Linked DNA regions of Homo sapiens: regions 2 and 3 are each linked to region 1. The links are chromatin contacts, found by Hi-C in ENCODE. All regions are on one chromosome and are shown on one strand. Each heading gives the region's core, a stretch centred on a gene start or an enhancer-like site at or near the end of the contact. The rest is flanking DNA. Distances are from core to core; before and after follow the strand shown. Region 1 holds the start of EXOSC7 (exosome component 7). Region 2 holds the start of SS18L2 (SS18 like 2). Region 3 holds the start of HIGD1A (HIG1 hypoxia inducible domain family member 1A).

Evidence for each region. Hi-C counts contacts between places; a loop is a spot of excess contacts on that map. Pooled maps may share reads with other maps.
Region 2: a loop to region 1 is called in a map of posterior vena cava, with 10 times the contacts of the local background. The contact joins the promoter of SS18L2 here to the promoter of EXOSC7 in region 1. A Hi-C loop is called at or near these places in 2 of 168 maps with a recorded cell type or tissue (naive thymus-derived CD4-positive, alpha-beta T cell and posterior vena cava), 1 of 37 single-sample maps with no recorded cell type and 13 of 50 pooled maps.
Region 3: a pooled map shows a loop between it and region 1 (13-fold over the local background). The contact joins the promoter of HIGD1A here to the promoter of EXOSC7 in region 1. A Hi-C loop is called at or near these places in 1 of 37 single-sample maps with no recorded cell type and 7 of 50 pooled maps.

Annotation. Positions count from the first base shown.
Region 1 is chr3:44,974,054-44,978,824 of GRCh38, forward strand. It overlaps EXOSC7 (exosome component 7), which reads left to right and starts at 2,191. Exons shown (of 8, transcript NM_015004.4): 1 at 2,191-2,281. The coding sequence starts at 2,225. It overlaps ZDHHC3 (zDHHC palmitoyltransferase 3), which reads right to left and starts at 2,121. Exons shown (of 7, transcript NM_001135179.2): 1 at 1,880-2,121. RefSeq lists an enhancer at 1,101-1,645 and silencers at 1,868-1,967, 2,088-2,157.
Region 2 is chr3:42,588,470-42,593,240 of GRCh38, forward strand. SS18L2 (SS18 like 2) reads left to right here and starts at 2,391. Exons shown (of 3, transcript NM_001370300.1): 1 at 2,391-2,497; 2 at 3,056-3,132. The coding sequence starts at 2,429. It also overlaps a transcript of SEC22C not described here.
Region 3 is chr3:42,802,341-42,807,111 of GRCh38, forward strand. HIGD1A (HIG1 hypoxia inducible domain family member 1A) reads right to left here and starts at 2,150. Exons shown (of 4, transcript NM_014056.4): 1 at 2,096-2,150. RefSeq lists a silencer at 2,106-2,325 and an enhancer at 3,187-3,984.

The DNA.
Region 1 (4,771 bases), core at 941-3,440:
TACAGCAAAGGTGATAAAAATGTTCTGGCAGCATTTAAGCCGAATGATTAGTGAAGACTGTCATTGTTTTAGTAGACAATTTAAAAAGGAACATTCTACTGTTTACATCTCTCTTACCTACTTAGCCTAATATATAAGACATCGTTCATAACATTATTTAGCAAATACTGCAGACCCTTGTCCAGTATGGAATTCCCGTCAATTGTGAGGGGGGGACAGTTCAAATACATGTTCTATATTTTAAGACATTGGAAAATCTTTATATAAAGATAACTCCATGGTATCTGAACTCAGGCTTTTCTTCCTGTGTCTTTCTGATCTGTCCATTTGCTGTCACCTCTTAAATCCTCAGTCTCCTCAGATATCCTAGCTTCTAAAATCCCACTTCCAGGGTCTCTCCTTTCTGAGCAATCTCTAGCACATCTAGAAAATATCATTTATAACATCAGCAATCTCATGTTATCTTATCACAACAGAGCTCCTCACATAAAACCCAGCCGTCCAACCACACACAAACACATCTAAGTGCCACAACAGGTGGGGCACCTGTGCCTTCATTAGGGAGGAAATCCTTCCGGCTTCACCTCTTTCAGTTTCCCTGGAAGGCAAAGTCCAACCCTGCAAGCTGTCTTCCTTTTAGGTGCCCCTGTGGAGAATTACGTAGAGACATAAGAAACATCTAATGTCCAGTCTACGAAGAACTGATCATCAATTTTGGAGCTCAGCAGTTTAATGCTTAAGAATGTGAGCAAGCACTTCCTCTCTATAACCTTATCAGACGACCTCCCAATCCCACTGTGCCCACTGATGCGACCATCATAGCTCTAACCACCATGATCTGTGGTTATGTTGGCCCTGGAGCCTTCATCTGCCCAGGGAACTTCTCTGGGCATAGTATGTTTTACTTGTCTTGTGTTCTAAAGGTAGCACAAAGCCTATCTATAGTAGGCTCCCAATAGTTATCTGAAACTGTATTTGAACCCACTATCTGATAAATACCATTTTTTTTTTTTTTTGGCTGAGGGTCCTCAAAAATGGAACATCAGGAAAGTCATCAGAATTGCTTTAACCTGCCCTCCTTGCTTCAACTAATTTGGGTTAACTTTCTCCCATTTATCCACACGGCTCCTTTAAAACTTGCACCATACTTTGTCAGCCCCGCCTTAATGAGTTCCTTTGGTGACCCCAGCTTCACCTTGCAGATATCCTCTCCGGGTATCCAATGCCCATACTCCCACTCGGCCATCGCAAGGGGTTGGGGTTGGCTTTTTTTCGGGCAACTGCTCACAGCTCCCAGTAATCACTTCCATCAAGCCGGGGTTTCCAGTTCCCGCTAGGAAGCGTTGGGGACGTCCGGGCACTGCGCACCTCGCCAGTGCCGGTTACCAAGCGCCTCCTCCCCCGTCTGTGGGACAACGCTCTGGTAAGCACCCGAGGCAAGAGGTCCCAGCAAGGTAATGGGACAGCGTTCGGTCACAGAGAGTGAGCGAGCCAGCGAGAGATATTCCTGGGTGGAGGGGTGGGGACGCCTTAGGACTAGTGTCCCCCATTCCCGGACCCTTCCCACCAAGAACTACCTAGGGAGGGCTGCATCGCCTCTCCAGCCATCCTAGGGACTAGAGAAATGGAGGGGAGAAGAGCAGGGAAACAGCACCCCCGGGCCAATCACGACGTCCGCCCCTCCTTAGTCGGGGTCTCTCTCTCTCTCTCTCTCTCTCTCACACACACACACACACACACACACACACACACGCTCCTAAGTCAACTCCAGCTCTGAGCAACTACGCCGCACGCCTCTCCCACTGGGAGTCCCCCGGCCCGTGAGGCTCGCCTCACCCCAGCTTCTTCACCCCTACCCCAGTTTCCCTTCCCAACTGACCGTGAAGCCGGAGGCAGTTCCCCAGTCCCAGACCCCGGTGGGGCTCCCGCCGCCGCCGCCGCTGCCTTCCCCTGCAGTCCCCAACCCGGGACCCGGCCTCGGGCTTCGGCGATGGCTCCTCGGAACGAGGCGCCGCGGCTCTCTGGACTCGGCCAGACACCGGGCGGCGCGCAGGAGAAGCCCATCGAGCTCTCCCGGCAGTGGCGGCGGCCGCGGCTGCAGGAGCGGCCGCCGCGCAGGTTGATGACGCGCTGACGCGGGGCGGGGGGGGGTGGGACGTGGGGGCGCGGTCCAGAGGAGGGGACGCGCGCAGATGACGTGCGGCTCGTGGGGCAGCTCGGCAGCATGGCGTCCGTGACGCTGAGCGAGGCGGAGAAGGTGTACATCGTGCATGGCGTCCAGGTAGCTACAGCAGCGGCGTTGGGTCGGCCGCCGGGTTCAGCCTGGCCCTGCGGGTCGCGGCCTGCCCTGGGTTTGCCAGTGAGGAGGCAGCCGAGCTGCGGCGACTCTCCGTTTACCTTGTGATTAAACGGTTCTGCTGCCGGCGTTTGCAATTCAGAGCTGGCAACGTGGACGTTTTTAGGACTGTTAGCGCATTTGCAGTTTTGCGGGTCTATAAGATTCCGAACCCGGGCAGGAAGCTTGGGCAGTCTCGGAGGCCTTTTCTTAGTGAGAGAGCATCGGCCCCAGGGCCATCCATTCGGCGTTCGCGCACAGATCTTGTCCGAGCCTCAGTTTTCTCTTCGAGGAAATGGGAGTTTGGAGGTGGGCTTCTGGCCTGCTTTTCCTCACCTCGTGGTTAGGAGGGCGCATGCGAGGTGAACGCACTTTGAAAATACAAATTGCCGTACAAATAAAGGGGGAAGGGTTTTTAAAAAGCGGCTAGGACGCCTGTAATCCCAGCACTTTGGGAGGCCGAGGCGGGCGGATCACGAGGTCAAGAGACCGTCCTGACCAACATGGTGAAACCCCGTCTCTGCTAAAAATACAAAAAAATTTAGCTGGGCGTGGTGGCGCACGCCTGTAGTCCCAGCTACTCGGGAGACTGAGGCAGGAGAATCGCTTGAACCCGGGAGGCGGAGGTTGCAGTGAGCCGAGTCTCAAAAAAAAAGCGGCTAGGCAGCCGATAGCCTAAGTGCTGTTTCCATTTTGCCAATGAAGAACTAAGATCCCTAGGCAGCTATAACCTAATGTCCTCTGTGTTCTATATTAAATCCCTGGTTATGACCACTCCAGAACGAGGGTTGAAAAATGTTGGACCTGGTAACGAGCTACCCTGTATCCTCCTCCGGCTGTGTCTCCACTTGTTAACCTACGGTGTGGTCCTCCTATCAGAGTTCTTCATCCCATCCTTGGCAGAGTTCTGGCGACAGCTCCTACCTCTTTTCCTCATGCCTTTCCTCTGTCAGTACCAACTGCAAAGTCAGTGGTCCCGTGATGTAGCCATCGGATTGAAGCGGCCAGCTATCATTGAAGTCCCACAACGTGAGTTAAGGACATGTCCATTTAAAAATCGTGACCTGCCGTTATCTTCTGGGCCCTTTATATATGAAGAAATGCCAATATTTAGCATATTATGCCTGGATAATAAAGTCAGAACTCACAGTTGCATATTTTAGTTATAATTCAGGATTAACAACAGTGGGACATATGTGTGTATTACAGGGTAACATGTATGTTATTTGTGTGTGAGGGGGCATAAAAATGCCCAAAAGCAGTTAGATATGTCTTTCCCTGCTATATTTTTGTATACACTTTGTTCAGGTGATTTTTATCCTCAAAGTATTTTTTTAGGGACACATTACGGATAACCGTTTTCCTCTAAATTTAAAAACCTTTGGTCTTCTTTGTTACCGGAGCTTACCATGATGTAGTGACTCTGTCATGTGTCCTATTTTCTCTCAACATTTCATCCCTGAAAGTGGCACTGAGGCATGGATATATCTGTAACCTCAAGGTTAGAGCTTTCTCCCCAGCACCCTTAATTCCCACGGCAGTTCATTAGCTATCCAGCAGCAGAGTCCCACCATGGTCATTAGTTAATTTTATTTACCAACATATATCTAGCTCCTGGCATGTTATGTGGGAAACAGCAGGGATGCCAAAACATGGTTGTGAAATAAATGAAAGATAGGAGGGAGACAAACAGAGAGTAAAAGTGAATAAAATAAAAACAAAGGTAATGTAAGATCTATGCCAAGGAAGTGGTATAGTTAGTGGAGGTTGAAGTTAAAGTATACCAGGGGCCGGGCATTGTGGCTCACGCCTGTAATCCCAGCACTTTGAAAGGCTGAGATGGGAGGATTGCTTGAGCCTAGGAGTTTGAGACCAGCTTGGGCAACACAGTGAGAGCCCATCTCTAAAGAAATAATTTTTTTTTAATAAATAAAAAGAATTCCAGGGACTTGTAATGCTCTGAAGGCTTCCCTAAGGAGGTGGAATTGCTCCCCTAAATCCATGTCAAGGATTCCTCCTCTGTATCTTCAGGACTCAGTATTCATTCATTCAACACAGAACTGAGCTAGACTCAGGGGCTAGGAAGGAACCTGTCCTTATATAGCTCTCATGCTAGAAGGAAGATGCAGAAACTATAAATGTACTTGAGTGTTTATATATAAAATTGTACTGAATGCTATGAAGGAAAAAACGGACACGATCTAGACTGGGAGGTCAGAGGAGGCTTCCCTAAGGAAATAGCATTTGAACTGAGTTCTCAGCATGACTGAGAATTAAGTAGGCACCAGTGTTCCAGAAGGAAGGGGTGGTGAGTCTGTAAATCCTCAGGTGGAGGACATGTGGAGCCCAAGGGGTGGGCTGGGGGAAATGGTGGAAGATCAGCTTGCAGAGGTGGCCAGAAGCACGATCCTAGAGGTCTTAGAGGTTCAGTCATTC
Region 2 (4,771 bases), core at 1,141-3,640, 2.4 Mb before region 1:
TCCATTTCAGAGCCATAAACATAAAGCCTACAGGTAAGATACTTAATACCCAGGACAGATCTTTGTGTGTATATATACATACCATATGTAGCATTATGTTATATAGTATTATATAAATTACATGAAATTTTGCATAAGATTGGTAAGCAAGTCACTTAAACTTTATGAACAAAAGTATAGGCCGGGCATGGTGGTTCATGCCCATAATCCCAGGGAAGCTTTCACAGGTGGGAGGATTGTTGTCTGGACCATCTCATGTTATTGTCATTCCTCACTTGTCTAAACAGGAATAGGGCTGAGTGGAACTACGGAAGACCTGTATCCTGCTCCTGATGTTTCCTTTTCTGCCCACTCTGTGTCTCTGAAAGCTTTGGGGAATTTTCCTGAGGAGGAAGCCTGATGTGGAGTTAACAGTGCAGGCTTGGTAACCAGGAAGCCCTGAGTCCGCCCCAGCTCAGGTGTTACCTCACTTCTCTCACCGGGTTTACCTCTCTGTGAAATGGGATGAAAGCAGGCCGGGCACAGTAGCTCACACCTGTAATCCCAGCACTTTTGGAGGCCGAAGCGGGCGGATCACGAGGTCAGGAGTTCAAGACTAGCCTGACCAATATGGTGAAACCCCATGTCTACTAAAGATACAAAAAAAAAAATTAGCCGGGTGTGGTGGCAGGCACCTGTAATTCCAGCTACTCAGCAGGCTGAGGCAGGAGAATCGCTTGAACCCGGGAGGCAGAGGTTGCAGTGAGCCGAGATCACACCACTGCACTCCAGCCTGGGTGACAGAGCGAGACTCTGTCTCAAAAAAAAAAGAAAAAAGAAATGGGATGAAAGCTGCCTTTTCACAGGTTTGAATAAAGGGATTGTGGAGAGAAAGCCCAGTAAAGCAGATGAGCTTGCTCAGGATCAGGGCCACCACTCAGGGGAATAAAGCTCTAGGGACCTCCCCTTTTTAGGAGTGTAGGTTCCCAAGATCTCCCTCCTAAATGAAGTGGCCGCTGCTCACTCCAGGGAAAACGAATCTTGTTACCACATCCACCACGGATGGCTAGAACAGGGGACCGGTACCGCATAGCAGGAGGTGAGCAGAGGGCGGATAAGCATTACCGCCGAGCATTCTGCCCCCTCAGATCAGCGGGGGCATTAGGATCAGCGGGAGCATTAGATTCTCACAGGAGCGTGAACCCTATTGTGAACTGGACTTGCAAGAGATCTAGGTTGCGCGCTCCTAATGAGAATCTAATGCCTGCTGATGTGAGGTAAAAGAGTTTCATACCAAAACCACCCCCACCTCCGTGGAAGACAAGAAAAATTGTCTTCCACGAAACCAATTCCTGGTGCCAAAAAGGCTGGGGACCACTGGTCTAGAAGACTACAACCAATTCAGTTGCAGTGGTCACCAGGAGTAACCATGTGGCCCAAGAAGGTATGTCCAGCTTCCTCCTTGCATCTTGCGGCACAACACCTTTGCGGTATGGTGCCTGGGCAGTCCCGGGTTGTTAAGGGTGAGAGTTCTAAAGCCAGGCTGCCCGTATTCAGAGACTGGCTTTGCTAAGGAACCTTGGGCAAGTTACTTAACCTGTTTCGTCATCTGTAAAATGGAGAAAATACCAGTGCTTTTTAGGGTTGCCAACCTAATAAGCATTATTCCTGCCCCAAATAAGTCCAGGCTATGTGGAAAAACGCGAATTTCTCGTTCAGCAAAGAGTAAAGCTAATACCAGAGTTTTCCTGGCCTGCAGATTTGGCCTGGCAGGAGACAATGCCATAGCCAATGTTCATGCTCCAGATGCAGACCTGGAGGCACAGAGTGATGTAGAGAGGACAATGGATCTGAAGCCATGTATCTGGGTGCCAGACACGCTGGGTGAAGCCGAGCAAACCGCTCCTGCAGATAGATTGAGTATGCACACCCAGCACTTTGGGAGGCCGAGGCGGGCGGATCACGAGGTCAGGAGACCGAGACCATCCTGGCTAATATGGTGAAACCCCGTCTCTACTAATACAAAAAATTAGACGGGCGTGGTGGCGGGCGCCTGTAGTCCCAGGAGGCGGAGCTTGCAGTGAGCTGAGATGCGCCACTGCACTCCAGCCTGGGCGACAGAGCGAGACTCCATCTCAAAAAAAAAAAAAGCATGCACAGCCTAACACTGGAGGTGCTGACGCCAGGTAGGTCAGCAGTAGACCCAGCCCCAACCCACAAGTTTCGCTCTCCAGACTGCGCAAGCGCAAAGGATACGAAAACGCCCCCGGCGTTCTGGGGGCTGGGACCGAGGAAAGCGCTGAGTATAGCTCTTGCGCGTCCAGTCACAAATGACGTCCCTTCTGTACCCCGCCCTGTAGGCGGGAGCATCCAATCAACTTCGAGAGCGTAGGCCCCACCTATCGTGGGTCGAGTTGCTTGGCGGTCGTGGTTCCGGAGGTTCCTCGGGATGTCGGTGGCCTTCGTACCGGACTGGCTGAGGGGCAAGGCGGAAGTCAATCAAGAGACTATCCAGCGGGTGAGCATCCACGCGGGCGGGCGGGCGGGCGGAGAGAAGTCGGGATCCCGAGGGGCTGCGGGGTGCGAGAAGCATCCTGTAGTGAGCGGCCTCCCAGCTGACTGTGAAGGGTGCTGAGCAGCCGGGGTGCGGGGTGAGATGGGCACGAAATCAGCACAGGCGCCGGGGCAGGACCCCGGCATGGGGTTCGGTCCCCCGCCGTCCAGACGTCACACTGCACTAACCCTTTCTCTCCTTTTTTTTTTTTTTTTGAGACGGAGTCCCGCTCTGTCGCCCAGGCTGGAGTGCAGTGGTGCATCTTGGCTCACTGAAACCACCGCTTCCTGGCTTCAAGCGAGTCTCCTGCCTCAGCCTCCTGAGTAGCTGGGATTACAGGAGCGCGACGCCACTCCCGGCTAATTTTTGTATTTTTAGTATGGGGTTTCCCCATGTTGGCCAGGCTAGTCTCGAACTCCTGACCTCGTGATCCGCCTAGATCGGCCTCCCAAAGGGCCGGGGTTACAGGCGTGAGCCACTGCGCCCGGCCTGCACTGACCCTTTCTTTCTCTGATCTTTCAGCTCCTTGAGGAGAATGACCAGCTGATCCGCTGTATTGTGGAGTATCAGAACAAGGGCCGCGGGAACGAGTGCGTGCAGTAAGTACCCCCACCCCCGCGCCCCTGACCTGTGGGTAGAGGGGAAGCCTGTGTGATGCGGTGCTTTCTCGAACTAAGAGTCTTGGGTGATTGATCGCAGTTAAGCCCCTCTTTGAACTGAGGAAAGAGAGGCTCAAAGAGTTTGCCAACCTGCCCAAGACCATACAACGAGTACACTGCGGAGCCTGGAGTCAGACGTGGCTCTTTCTTCAAAATGTGAATTATTCTCACTGCAAAGCCTCCTTCACTCAAAGCTATGCCGGCTGATGACAACAGGGATGGGGGTGAGAGCACACAGAAAACTAAGCTCAGGAGATTAGAGCCATGGCCCCTTTCTCATCTTGGATCCCTGCCTCATCCTTTCTCTGTTAAGTGAAGGGGTCAGGCCATTTGACTGCTAAGCTTCCTCTCATTTCTAACTTCCCGTCAGTCTGTTAGTGACACACACACAAAGACAAACAAAGGATTTACAAGTTAAGTCAAAGGTAAATTGTGCATAATAATTTAATGCACTCCCTAAGTAGATACCAAAATGAGAGAAAATAGAGTCTGAGTCTCTTTTCCGAATCTAGTCCAGGTATTACGCCCATTTTTTTCTTTTCTTTTTTTTTTTCTTTTTGAGACAGTCTCCCTCTGTCACCCAGGCTGGAGTGCAGTGGTGCAATCTCGGCTCACTGCAACCTCCACCTCTGAGGTTCAAGCAATTCTCGTGCCTCAGCCTCTGAGTAGCTGGGACTACAGGCGTGTGCCACCACGCCCTGCTAATTTTTATATTTGTAGTAGAGACAGGGTTTCACCATGTTGGCCAGACTGGTCTCAAACTCCTGACCTCAGATGATCCACCCACCTCGACCTCCCAAAGTGTTGGAATTACAGGCATGAGCCACCACGGCCGACCTTATGCCCATTTCTTATAGAAAAATATATTATTTCATTGTTACTGAAGAAATGTTTCACAATCCCTACCCCCTAGAAAAATTACCTACAGTCCCTCACTGAATACCTTAATAGAATAGTAGAGATATCAGTTTTTGGGTAAATCTTTACATCTGACTCTGGCATTTGGTAATTTGATTTTTAAAAGTTTATGGTAAATACCTTCTCCTTTTTCTATATGAAAAATGGTTGCAAAACATTCCATTTGGTACAGTAATTCTCAACCCAAGGGTAAGAAAGTTATCAAAATCTCCTAGTGGGGTTTTTCAATTGCACAGGCCATGCTTTCTGAGCCCTTGTCTGATTTATTTTTTTGGGTGAAGAACTCTACCCCCCCCACCGTAAACTTATGTTGATCATGAAAATGTTTTGTCCCTTCTTGAAGTTGTTGAACAGATATTTTATAAGTACAGTTGGTCCTCTGTATCCATGGGTTCTGCATTGCATTTCAAAAATATTGGGGAGCACAAAACAATGAAAAATAGCAACACAACAATAAAAAAAATACAGTATAACAACTATTTATATGGCATTTAAGTTGTATTAGTTATTATAAGTAATCTAGAGATTATTTAAACTGTGAGCCAGGTGTGGTGGCTCATCCCTGTAATCCCAGTACTGTGGCATTACAGTGGGAGGCTGAGGCGGGCAGATCATCTGAGGTCAGGAGTTCAATACCAGCCTGGCCAACATGGCAAAACCC
Region 3 (4,771 bases), core at 900-3,399, 2.2 Mb before region 1:
GTGGGGAACAAAATGGTCATTATTTGCTTGAAACGACAGATGATAATCTGTCTGTGATTCCAGAATACCTTATGTGTACATTTCAGAATAAAATTAGTAAGGATTAATATTTAAAAATCCAACACATATCAGTTATTTGTTATTCTGTAGTCAAAATATTATAATTCCCATATAGTACATATCTAAAATACTCTCTGAATACAAAATTTTGATAACTGTCTAATTACCACGTAGAAGTTTCCAAAGTATTCATGGTTTATAGCCACCTGAATTGAAAACTGGTTAAGTATCAGGAACAATAAGTTCTAATCATATAATTTGAGAGTAACAAATCAGATGAATAATCCAAGCCAATAGCCTTATTTTACAGGTGGGGAAAGGGTTGTGAGAGGGTTATACGAATTGCTCAGTACAAGGAATACATGTCTGGTGGGGTAGGATTAGAATCCAGCTCTTCTGATAGAGAGTCCTGGGTTCTTTTGATTGACGATATATTGCCAAAGCATCAATCTTACGCTGCTGATGTAAATTAGATTAAATTGGCAGATAAGAATTCTGATTAGAAAATTTAAGAATCCATTACTCAACAGAAGCCCACGTTGTTCTCTTTGAATGATATATATAAAAAAATCATGCCTAAGGTAAACGGAATCTTCTTCAGTGACTTAACTCATCTAACAATTTCAATTGTGATTTGAAAAGACTTTTTTCACTACACCACTGCCAGACTTTCCTTCATTATCGTTTTCTCATCCACCCACAGTAGTTGTCCCAGATTTCTGTCAGAAAGTTGAATAGACGCTAAAAAAGGCACCAGTAACCAGATATTTAAAGTCAGTTTGGAGAGCACAAATTAATTCTGTACGCTTAGTAAGACACGACTGAAGACCTTTCCACAGGGAACCTAAAGAGGCATTAAGGGAAGATGAGCCGTCCAGCATCAGGAGACGTAACAGGTTGAATGAAGGATCTTTCTTCACAGTCATTTTGTCACGGGAATTACTATCTAAAGCAACGCTGGCTTCAAACTGATTTTGCATCAGTCGCCCATCAGCTTGTTTAAAATGGCTGCCAAGGCCCCAGCATGGAGATCCGGATTCAGGTGGTCTGGGGCAGAGCTCAAGGAATCTTTAAGAAGCCCCTTCAAGTGACTCTGGTGCACAAAGAGAACTCCTAGTATACAGGACTCCAAATATGTGTGTCATGCTGGAGCTTCATGACCAGGTTGTCACCGCTTCAACCTGTTAGAACTTTCCATCCAAACCTGTCTTACTCCAAAGTGCCTTTGTACTTCCGGAAGCAGGGATCCCTGTCGTGGGGATTACTCCGAAGAGGGAAATAGCTGCTTCCCACTCCGGGAATTTAAGACAAAGGCGAATATCACTGCTGCATCATGTCGGCTGCTCCTAATTCTGCCCTTACGCTGTGCTTTGTAATCTCTAACCCGCCGACTCGGCAGGAGAAAAATTTAATTCGGTCACAGAAGCACTACACAGGACCCTAGGCCTTATCACTTTCCCAGGGTGGAGGAAACACCAGGTCGGGGAGAAAAGCAAGACCAGGACTGGAAGGTCCTCTGCTAGTACGCCCTCCCCTCAACCTCCCGACCTTCCTCGCCGCCTCTCTTCCTGTGACCTTGTCGTGACTCCGTGACCGGAGCGCTCGCTCTCCTATCCCGCCTCGCCTGCCGCTTAGCCCGCTCTTCAGAATGTTCCAAGCTCCGGGGAAGCTCCCGCTCCTCGCTCCCCGCCGTCGGGCCCAGTCAACACCCTCCTGGCCCCCGTCTCTCATTACCACCCCATCAGCGAGTCTTCCCCGCTCGGCAACTCACTCCACAAGCTTCTGCTCCATCTCCTCGCTGGCTCCGTCTCCCCTCACCCGAAGGACCCTAGGCCTCGGCTCCCGACTCCTCTCATCCGCCCATGCTCGAGGCCGGGCCTGAGCCCCGGCAACTCCACCTCTCCTCCCTCATTCGAGACACGGACTCCCAGCCCCCACCCCCAAAGTCCTTTCGGCCTGGCCAAGCGCTGCCCCACTTCTTCCCGCCCCGCGGCCCGAGTCCCTGGCTCGCAGTCCCCCGGCTTGTTTCGCTTACCTAGAGCGAGAAAACCTCTCACACCCCAACCGGCTTCCGATCCCTGCAGGCGCACCCAGTCCTCCCGGCTTCTCCCCACCCACAGCCGTCCCAGCCAATCAGAGGCCAGCGGCCGCAAAAGGACGCGTGCGTGTGCGCGGCGGGTGGGGCAGTGCAGAGCGGGTCCTGGATTGGCTGGGCCGGTGAGTGCTGGCCCACTACCCCGGCTCTAGCGTACTGGCGGAGACAGACGTGAGAGCTCGGCGCCTGGGGTTCGCGCCCGGGCACTTGAGGGGCTTTGGCTCCTGGCCCAAGGACTCCTCAGATTTCTCCTGCCCTTTTCCCCTCGGGCAGCGGAGGCGAGCACCGCGAACGCCGTGTCCCGAGCGCCGCCGCCTGCGGACGCCTCACGGGCCGGGAAGGGATGCGGGTGAGGGGTTTCGGCTGCGGGTGAGGTTGTGTTCCCCGACCCACCCGGGTCCGACTGCTTGTTCTCGCCGTTCAGTAACGAGATGCAGACAGACTGGGAAAGAACGGAGTTTATTTCTGCAACAGGTTACAGGGAGAAGGTCGGAGTAACTCACCAGACCAACTCAAAATTATTAATACAAGTTTTTCTAGTGCTTAAATACATTCAGTGCATTTACAAGTCGAAAGCCAAAGTGTTTCACTCAAGCCAATCTTTAACGGTAATAGGGTCAGGTGTCTAGACAATTGCTTCAGAGCCTTGGAAATAATCTAAAGTGGGTCCTGGTACAAGGTGTGCAAGAACAACTCCATTATTTTAATTAAACTCTAGGGGTTGAAAAAGCTCAGGCGGGATCCTAATGGACTTGTCTTTACATTCTAGCCTTTCTCCTAAGGCACCAGTTTCTCCAATGTTTAACTTATACATGCATCAGAATGACAGTGAGGCGTTGGTGAGAGCTGCTCTGGTTGCTAATGGAGATCTGGCCTGCCACAGTGGGAGCAGAGCTTGCCCAGTGCGCCGGGACGACTGCGGGCTCCATCCATTCCGCTCCCAGGGCGGTTGTCGGCCAGGACCGTGAGCTGTCAGGTCCCCCGCGGGATCCTTCCTGGAGCTTACACTATAGTAGGAGGCAGCCAGTACTTGCAAGCACGGGGTCGCGGGAACTACGACCTCACCCAGGCCAGGCGACCTTTCTCTCAAGAAGGAGATGTCAGAGGCCCCTCGTGACAGCGAGCTTCCGGGGACAGGGCTCCTAATGTGTTTGTCAAGTAAATAATGAGTAATAATCCGGCCAATTGGTGGGTCAACGAAAAAAGTCAAACTCTAAGATATTTGAAGAGATTTATTCTGAACCAAATGTGAGTGACCGTGGCCCCTGACACAGCCCTCAGGAGGTCCTGAGAACATGTGCCCAAGGTGGTCCAGGCACACTTGGTTTTATACATTTTAGAGAGGCATGAGACATCAATCAAATACATTTAAGAAATACATTGGTTTGGTCCAGAAACGGGGGACAACTCAAAGGCGAGAGGGGAGGGGGCTTCCAGGCTATAGGTAAATTTAAACATTTTCTGGTTGATAATTGGTTGAGTTTGTCTGAAGACCTGGGATCAACAGAAAGGGAATGTTCAAGTTAAGATAAAAGATTGTGGAGACCAAGGTTCTTTTGAAGTCTTGTAGTGGCTGCCTTTAGAGACAATAGATGACAAATGTTTCCTATTCAGATGTTTGAAAGGTGCTAGACTTTTAATCTCTTTAGGATTGGGGGGCCTGGAAGAAAAAGATCTAGCTATGTTATAGGGATTCTTTACAGATGAGAATTTTTCCCCGCAAAGGACAGCTTTGTATGGCCATTTCAAGATATGGCAAAGAAATATGTTTTGGGGTAAAATATTTTTATTTTCTTCCTTGTCTTATAATGTTATGCCAGAGTCAAGTTGGAAAGTAAGTCACGATATATAGAGTTAAATAAAACCCATTTGATGATAACTTATTATTTGTGGGGCATGACTCCCCAGACCCCTTAGATAGGAATTTGGGCATGATAAAAAAAATCAGAGCTTAGTCCTCAGATGCAAAGCATCTACAACTGCACCATGGAGAAATCTGTGATTAAGTTAGAGTTTCTTGATATAACCACAAAACAAGGCAGACTACCAAGTGCTCGTCATACAGATAGGAACTAAATGTCATGGGCTCAGGATTTTGAAAATCGTTCATCTCATAATTAAGATACATGTAAGAAACATTTCATGCTATGGATGATTAAGAACTTCATACTTCGCTGGGCACGGTGGCTCACGCCTGTAATCCAAGCACTTTGGGAGGCTGAGGCAGGCGGATCACCAGGTCAGGAGATCGAGACCATACTGGCTAACACAGTGAAACCCCGTCTCTACTAAAAATACAAAAAATTAGCCGGGTGTGGTGGCGTGCACCTGTAGTCCCAGCTACTGGAGAGACTGAGGCAGGAGAATGGCGTGAACCCGGGAATCGGAGCTTGTAGTGAGCCAAGATCGCACCACTGCACTCCAGCCTGGGTGACAGAGAGAGATTCTGTCAAAAAAAAAAAAAAAAAAAAAAGAGAGAACTTCATACTTTGATTATATGGTAGCTTTCAGCTCCTTGAAGGCACATATTTTGTCTGGATGATCCTGGTATCTCCTTGAATGCTGCCTGTGTGCTCAATAGAAATTCAATAATGGTAAATGAAGAAAGATGTAAAT